2 separate regions of the Homo sapiens genome follow, and region 1 is linked to region 2. Evidence: chromatin contacts called from ENCODE Hi-C or POLR2A ChIA-PET data. All regions are on one chromosome and are shown on one strand. Each heading gives the region's core, a stretch centred on a gene start or an enhancer-like site at or near the end of the contact. The rest is flanking DNA. Distances are from core to core; before and after follow the strand shown. Region 1 overlaps APP (amyloid beta precursor protein). Region 2 overlaps APP (amyloid beta precursor protein).

Evidence for each region. A loop is a pair of places that touch in the nucleus more often than their neighbours do. ChIA-PET counts read pairs that join two places held with the same protein, here RNA polymerase II (POLR2A). Pooled maps may share reads with other maps.
Region 1: a map of thyroid gland shows a loop between it and region 2 (3-fold over the local background). The contact joins two enhancer-like sites. A Hi-C loop is called at or near these places in 3 of 168 maps with a recorded cell type or tissue (dorsolateral prefrontal cortex, psoas muscle and thyroid gland) and 2 of 50 pooled maps. POLR2A ChIA-PET finds 5 or more read pairs at or near these places in 5 of 52 experiments (H1, MCF 10A, Panc1 and 2 more).

What each region holds. Positions count from the first base shown.
Region 1 is chr21:26,097,556-26,101,172 of GRCh38, reverse strand. The region is part of intron 2 of APP (amyloid beta precursor protein); the gene reads left to right. Among named protein-coding and RNA genes, the nearest start is that of APP, 71 kb to the left of the region's middle. Within about 2 kb of position 1,317, at least 6 of the 41 ENCODE cell types and tissues checked have a DNase peak (open chromatin) inside an H3K27ac peak, as active enhancers do.
Region 2 is chr21:26,046,055-26,049,490 of GRCh38, reverse strand. The region is part of intron 5 of APP (amyloid beta precursor protein); the gene reads left to right. Among named protein-coding and RNA genes, the nearest start is that of APP, 120 kb to the left of the region's middle. Within about 2 kb of position 2,015, at least 2 of the 41 ENCODE cell types and tissues checked have a DNase peak (open chromatin) inside an H3K27ac peak, as active enhancers do.

The DNA of each region.
Region 1 (3,617 bases), core at 68-2,567, 52 kb before region 2:
GGCCGAGATCACGCCACTGCACTCCAGCCTGGCGACAGAGTGAGACTCCATCCCAAAAAAAAAAAAAAAAAAAAAAAGGAAAAAAAAAGAGATAACTTGAAACAGGCTCTTCCAGCCTCTCTATTCTTTTAATAACATGCAGTGCACTTCTTGGAGCTAGGGGCTAGGGTCTAGGGGCTTCTTGAAGGTGTTGATGTCTCTGGTAACTTACACTGCAGGGCAGGTCTCTGGAGGGAACTTTGAACAGGTTAAGCCTCAAATGCAGGCAGAGATTTCCAATTGGGAAAGTTAGGTGAACGTGGCTTTATCATCTCTTTTATTGGTTTATGGGTATTTTCTCTTTTTCCTGTTTTCTTTCCCACCATTTAACATTATCTGTTCTCTGCCTTTTTAACCTTCTGGCTTTAAATGAACAGTTGCTTAATCTATAGATTAACAGGATCAGCAAACAAAGCACAGCAGTGCCTGCACAAAGCAGAAACTGCCTGTTAGATGAGTTGAGCAAAACCATTTCCTTTGCCCAACTTTCTCCTCTAAAATACATAACTGAACATGGGATTCCCAGACACGAATTGTTTCTCAACCTTTCTTTTTCCATTCTACAGTTGTATGAAATTAAAATTAAATAAAAAGCAAACAACAGAGGTAGTCTTTTTAATCTTACCGAGTTGGAAGGTATACTATATACATTATCCTATGGTAGAAGGTCTGGTACATTCTTGACCATTATTACTTTGCTATGGGCACCCTTCACCCTTGTAGGCTGAAAATTGGCAAATCATAGGCACGTATACATTGTGGTTTTGGAATTTGAAAGATCTCAAATTCATATTGAGTGAGACAGTTTTTGAATGGAGGGATCAGGCTGTCTATATGTGGATATATTTTATGCATTTCTGGTCTGTATAAATGTAAGGATTGCTTTACTGACCGTAGATTTCTTCTAGGGTTAAAAAGTTGAAGCCAGTTTGGATATTTTAAAATAAGAAAATTAGCCCTACATTGAAAGAGAGAATAGGAAAATCTAGGCTATGTGTACACATCTGCTTGTGTTTTCACAATTGTGTCCTGTCCTATTTATTTTTATTTCTCTCCCATCTCTTCCCTCCCACCCACAATTTGTTTTTCATTCAACACTTTGAAATTAGAATAGCTTATCTATCAAACAAGGTTCTTTGACAGGATTTTCCAACTCTGAGTATGAAAGTGTGGATATAACAATATATTTATATAGAATGTCAGAAGCAGAGTTTGGCCAGATTATTGGGAAATATTCTAACGCCCTGCAGCATTTTACCGCCTTTGCTTTTACATAAGGCCATCATTTGGAAACATAGCATGCTGATACCTCCCATTATTGCAGTAGCGTTTCATCAGCTGCACGCTGCCTCTCAGCGCCTCATTAAGTTGCAAGCAGAGAACGTTTTCGTTTTCCAGTTCTCTTTCTCAATTAAGTTAGAGATTGTATTTTCAGTATTCCTCATTATTAAAAGAATTTTTGTTGAGAATAGTTTAAGATGTGATATTTCTTTGTATTCCAGGAAAATTTAAAGAATGTCATTGAAATCCAGAAACAGAAGTATATATTGTCTAGGACATGCTTTGTCTTGGTTTATATGCCTAAGTCCGAGTAGTTTAAAATTTATGATTAATATACTCTTTGAATGCTTAGAAATGGCATCGATTTTAGTTGTTCTAGTTTCATCTTAAATAAATTGGAGTAATTACTAACTCAGGATTATGATGTGCTACACATAAAACATTTGCAGTGATGTCTGGTACTTAGGAAACCCTCAGTTATGACATTTTTCTTACTTTCTTCTTGGATATGTTCTTTGAAAAAGGGACTGGTATGGAAAAGCTTTGAGACGATGAAAATATACAAGATAGGCTATCTCTGAAACAATTTGGTATAGAGCATTTGATTCTCTGTTTCATGTATATATTCATATATGCTAGCTGCAGTCATGCAGACACAATTTGGATCTGGGTTTTTTTTTTTTTCCTTTTTCACATGCAGTTATAAATTTAGAAACCTGGCTGTTTCCTCTGGACTAAATGTATTTATTTAAATTTTCAGTGCTTTAAATGCAAAATTACAAGCATATGTACAAGTAGAAAGAATAGTAAAATGAACCCTCCCATCTATCTGTCACTGAATTGCAGTAATGATCAAATCTAGTCAGTCTTGTTCCTGAGTCAGTCTGGAATGCAGGTTTTTTCCCTTAACTATTCAGGTTCTCCAGCAATCCTGGCAAAACACATGCGGGTTTCAGCTCATCTCTTTCAGTGACCTGTAAATTAAGATGTGCTAAAGCATCACATGTTACTCATTGACGTTTTGTTAATATATTTAAAACATTTTATTAGTACCACATAATTTTTAGCGTTTTCAAAAAGAAATAAGAATTTGGCTAAAGGTGAATTTTAAAAATTGAATGACTAAGTAGAAAAGTAGGCAAACTGTTTTCAGAATTAGTAGCAATTTCCAATTCCATTTACTCTGTTCATTAACTTTGTTTTCAGCCTTTTGTTAGCCATGTTTGATTTTGTGTTTTTGAAATACCTTTGGTCATTTTAGGACTTTTGGCATTAATCACCTGTCTTAGGTGGCCTGTTTACAAAAGGGACTTTTCGGTTCTCCATTTGCCCTTAATGTTGGGAATAGAGACAAAGTTTCTGTAGGACTCTGACAACATATGGCTTTACAAAGTTTTTTTTTAATATATACATTTCTCTTCTTGGCTTTCTTAAATATCATCAATGTCTTTTCTTGCTTTACGTATTTAGCAACTTAAATGTCATCTTGTCTGAGATCAATATATTTCCAACTTGGAGAGATAGTGAGAAGAGAGACTTCAGATTTTTAAAATGTGGAACAAAACATTCTGATGGTGACCAGGTTTTAAGGTATTTCTTCAGTAGACAAAACTACTTAGGCTACCGATGATAAGCTTTTAATATTAATAATAATTATTATATATAAAAATATTAATATAATATGATCTAAGATTGTTTCTATTCCCCCTCTTTCCTGGTTGTTAGGATTTGGAATTTCTTATGCACTCTTTTTTTTTTTTTTTTTTTTTTTCTGAGACAGAGTCTGGCTCTGCCTCGCAGGCTGGAGTGCAGTGGCGCGATCTCGGCTCACTGCAAGCTCCGCCTCCCAGGTTCACGCCATTCTCCTGCCTCAGCCTCCCAAGTAGCTGAGACTACAGGCGCCTGCCACCATGCCCGGCTAATTTTTGTATTTTTTAGTAGAGACGGGGTTTCACCATGTTAGCCAGGATGGTCTCGATCTACTGACCTTGTGATCCACCCGTCTTGGCCTCCCAAAGTGCTGGGATTACAGGCCTGAGCCACCGCGCCCGGCCTATGCACTCTTAAAATTATTTCATGTACTGATACATTCACTTTCAATGATAAAACATGGCTGTATGACCAGGTAGGTAGGCTGCTTTTCAGACTCCTGTACTAACTGAATGGGCCCCATTAGCCCAAGTGAGAGCTTAACTTGTCACTCTTCCTAAATGCCTTCCTCAGCTGAGTGCTTATTTACAGTAATCTACTGCTTATAGCAGATGCTATGATTTGTATAAGCTGTCCATATCTACTTG
Region 2 (3,436 bases), core at 766-3,265:
ATCTTCCCCATAGCAGTTGATCCAGCCCAACTTCATTCTCCTTGGTTCCCAGCGTAACTCTCTCTCATGCTCTACAGATGACCCCTCCACCGTCATCCATTGTGAATTTCTGCAACATGGTACCTGACATTTGGTAGGTGCCCAGTACGTGTTTGTTGAATAAACCATTGAATTTTCTCCTGTACTTCAGCAACTCTTGTACCTTCTTCTATCCCTTTGTTTCCTGTCTTCCCTTTTATGATTATGTTCTGCTGGACTCTCAATCATCTCCTCTCCCTTTCTTGCATTTTCAGTCTCCCTCTCCCCCACACCCCCAGGCTTCATCCACCCTCCTCCCAGATAATTCTTTCCCATGTGTTACTATCTTTCTACTATGTGTTTTTAATCCTGTTGACAGTTGGTAGGAAATATTTGATGGTTTATTCTACCTGTAGAAAAGTCCAAATTCTCTTGCAGGGCATTCAGAAGTCTCTTACATGGCTTCAGCCTGCATTTTCAGCCTTATACATGTATGTGACTCTCCTGGCATCCTAAAACCATTGACCTTTTCTTTCTCTAGGCTTTCATTCCCACCGTTCTGCCCCATCTGAAATATTTTTCCTTTTTTTGTCAAATGGGGTTAATGTATGATAAAGATATTTGTCAACTCTAAAGTGCCACTTCTTATGACCCGTCAAAATCTATATATTTATAAATGTTCACCTGAAAAGATGCAGCCTTTACAAGTCTTTACAGGTGCCTTGCTCTGCTATACTACCCTTGCTTTACCTTTTTCTTATAAGACCATAACTTATCTTCCAATTAATTGTAGTCATATCTCTTTTTATCTGTTAGAATCCAAACTATAGTTTATGTGTCTGGTATGTCTTGCACATAGGTCCTCAATAAATATTAGACAAAGTAAATTGTATATTTTAAATTTTTTTTCATAGCTTTTGGTAAGGACTTCATGGTCCACGATTGGATATTGTAGAAAGCTTATCCAGCCCACTGCCCAGGACGACTTTGAATGCGGACCAACACAAATTCATAAACTTTCTTAAAACATTATGAAATTTTTTTGCCTTTTTTTTTCTATAGGCCCTGTTATAGAGCCTCCCATCTTTTAGCAAAGAACTGTCTAATACAAATGTAATGTGAGCCACATACTTTTTCGTTTTCTTTTTTTAAGATGGAGTCTCGCTCTGTCACCCAGGCTGGAGTGCAGTGGCGTGATCTCGGCTCACTGCAACCTCCACCTCCCGGGTTCAAGCGATTCTCCTGCCTCAGCCTCCTAAGTAGCTGGGATTACAGACATGTGCCAGCATGCCCAGCTAATTTTTTTTTTTTTGTACTTTTAGTAGAGGTGGGGTTTCACCATGTTGGCCGGGCTGATCTCGAACTCCTGACCTCGTCATCCACCAACCTCAGCCTCCCAAAGTGCTGGGATTACAGGCTTGAGCCACCGTGCCTGGCCTTACTTTTTCATTTTCTAATAGACAGTTTAAAAATAGTAAAAAGAAACAGGTGAATTTAATTTTAACAACATTTTATTTAATCCAGTATATCTGAAATATCATGTGACCAATATGAAAAATTTAATAAGATAGTTCACATTCTTTTTTTATGTTTCTTTCTTTCGTAAGAAGTCTTAACACTTCTTTTAACATTTAACAGCACGTCTCAATTCATACTAGCCACACACTGTGTTTGATAGTTACATGTGGCTGGTGACTACTATATTTGGACAGTGTAGTTCCTGGATGACTTGAAATTTCTTATCACTCTTTATTTTTCCATTAAGACAGACGGTTTGTATAACCTAGTAATGTTTTCTAAGGCTGAGCCACTGAATTTTTATTATTGTTTTTAACTATTCTTGTTTTTAAAATTTAAAAAAATTGGTTTGGATTCAGTATAATTAGTATATCAGGTCACTTGCACCATTTTATTTTTTAACTTCTTTTCCTGTAGCCCTGCAGGCGGGCAGGGCTTCTTTCATGTGGACAAAACCAGAAAGGTGTTGCATCACTGATCCACACACAAGGTGGGCTCCTGCCAACTGGCAGCCTCCTTGTTCCAGGAACCAGCCCTCCTTTTGACACTTGAAATGTAAAATCAGAATAGAAGTTTAACGTACCTGACTTAAAACATCTTCAGGGGATGCTACGTGACAATTCTTGAAGAAGGAGAAACGAGCTACCATTTTCCTGGAAACAATATTTGATTCACAGTATTTTGTTGTTTGGTAGTTAATGAGGCTTGTTTTGATAGAAGATGAGTGTTTTTCTATCGCTAATGGGGCATTTAGAGAAACATTCCTTGTAGGATGAGCTCTGTTTTATGACCTCATTGAAAAAGAGGTATGAAAAAGAGGTAAATCTTTAACATAGGCAAAACAGGTAGTGTTTCAGAAATTTATGTGTAAATTACCGAGTATATTTTTCTCCAGTGTTGTAATGGTCATATTCTCAGATCACCTCAAAATACCTATTTATGCAGTCTGTAATGTAGCATAATCCAGACTGTTACTAACATTATGTAGCATAATGTTAATAATAATAATTACGTACATAATGTTAATAATACACAGACTCCAGCCATCGTGGGTAAGATTTTTTTCCATGGGAAAATTCATTTGGAAAGCTAACTTGTAAGACTAGCCAGGTAGGCAGCCTAGCCCTGGAGGCAGAGCTGCTCCTCACCTGGAACTGCAGAATCTGATTGAACCCAGTGGTCCATGGGGGTTGCTGAATTCGTAAAGCAAATGAAATGTTAGAAGACCCTCTAATTGTTGTAGAGTCACACTTTTCCTCTTGCAGAGGAGGTACTCACATTTTTTTTAAGAAACAATCTTTAATTATCGATGTATTCTTTTAGGTTTAGGTTTGCAGACACTGGTGAGCGTGTGCTGAGAGGTAACTTGATGTATCTTTCTGGATAATTAGATGATTTTTTTTTTCTATTTCTTTGAACATTTTTTTTTTAAAGAGCTGCTTAAGATCTGGAGGAGTGATTCCTTTTGACCGTGTCTTATTTTCATTAAGACTGTATAACTTGGAAGAGTTTTTTTTTTTCTTTTTCTTTTTCTTTTTTTTTTAAGATGAAGTTTTTGCTCTTGTTGCCCAGGCTGGAGTACAGTGGTGTGATCTTGGCTCACTGCAACCTCTGCCTCCTGGGTTCAAACGATTCTCCTGACTCAGCTTCCCGAGTAATTGGGATTACAGGTGTTCACCACCACACCCAGCTAATTTTTGTATTTTTAGTAGAGACAGGGTTTCACCATGTTGGCCAGGTTAGTTAATGTTACTCTCTGGTTTGGGGGGCAGTGATATGTTTTGGCTTTTTTCCCACCCAGATCTCTTCTTGAATTCCCATGTGTTGTGGAAGGGACTCGGTGGGAGGCAATTGAATCATGGGGGCAAGTCTTTCCCATGCTGTTCCTGTGAAGTGAATA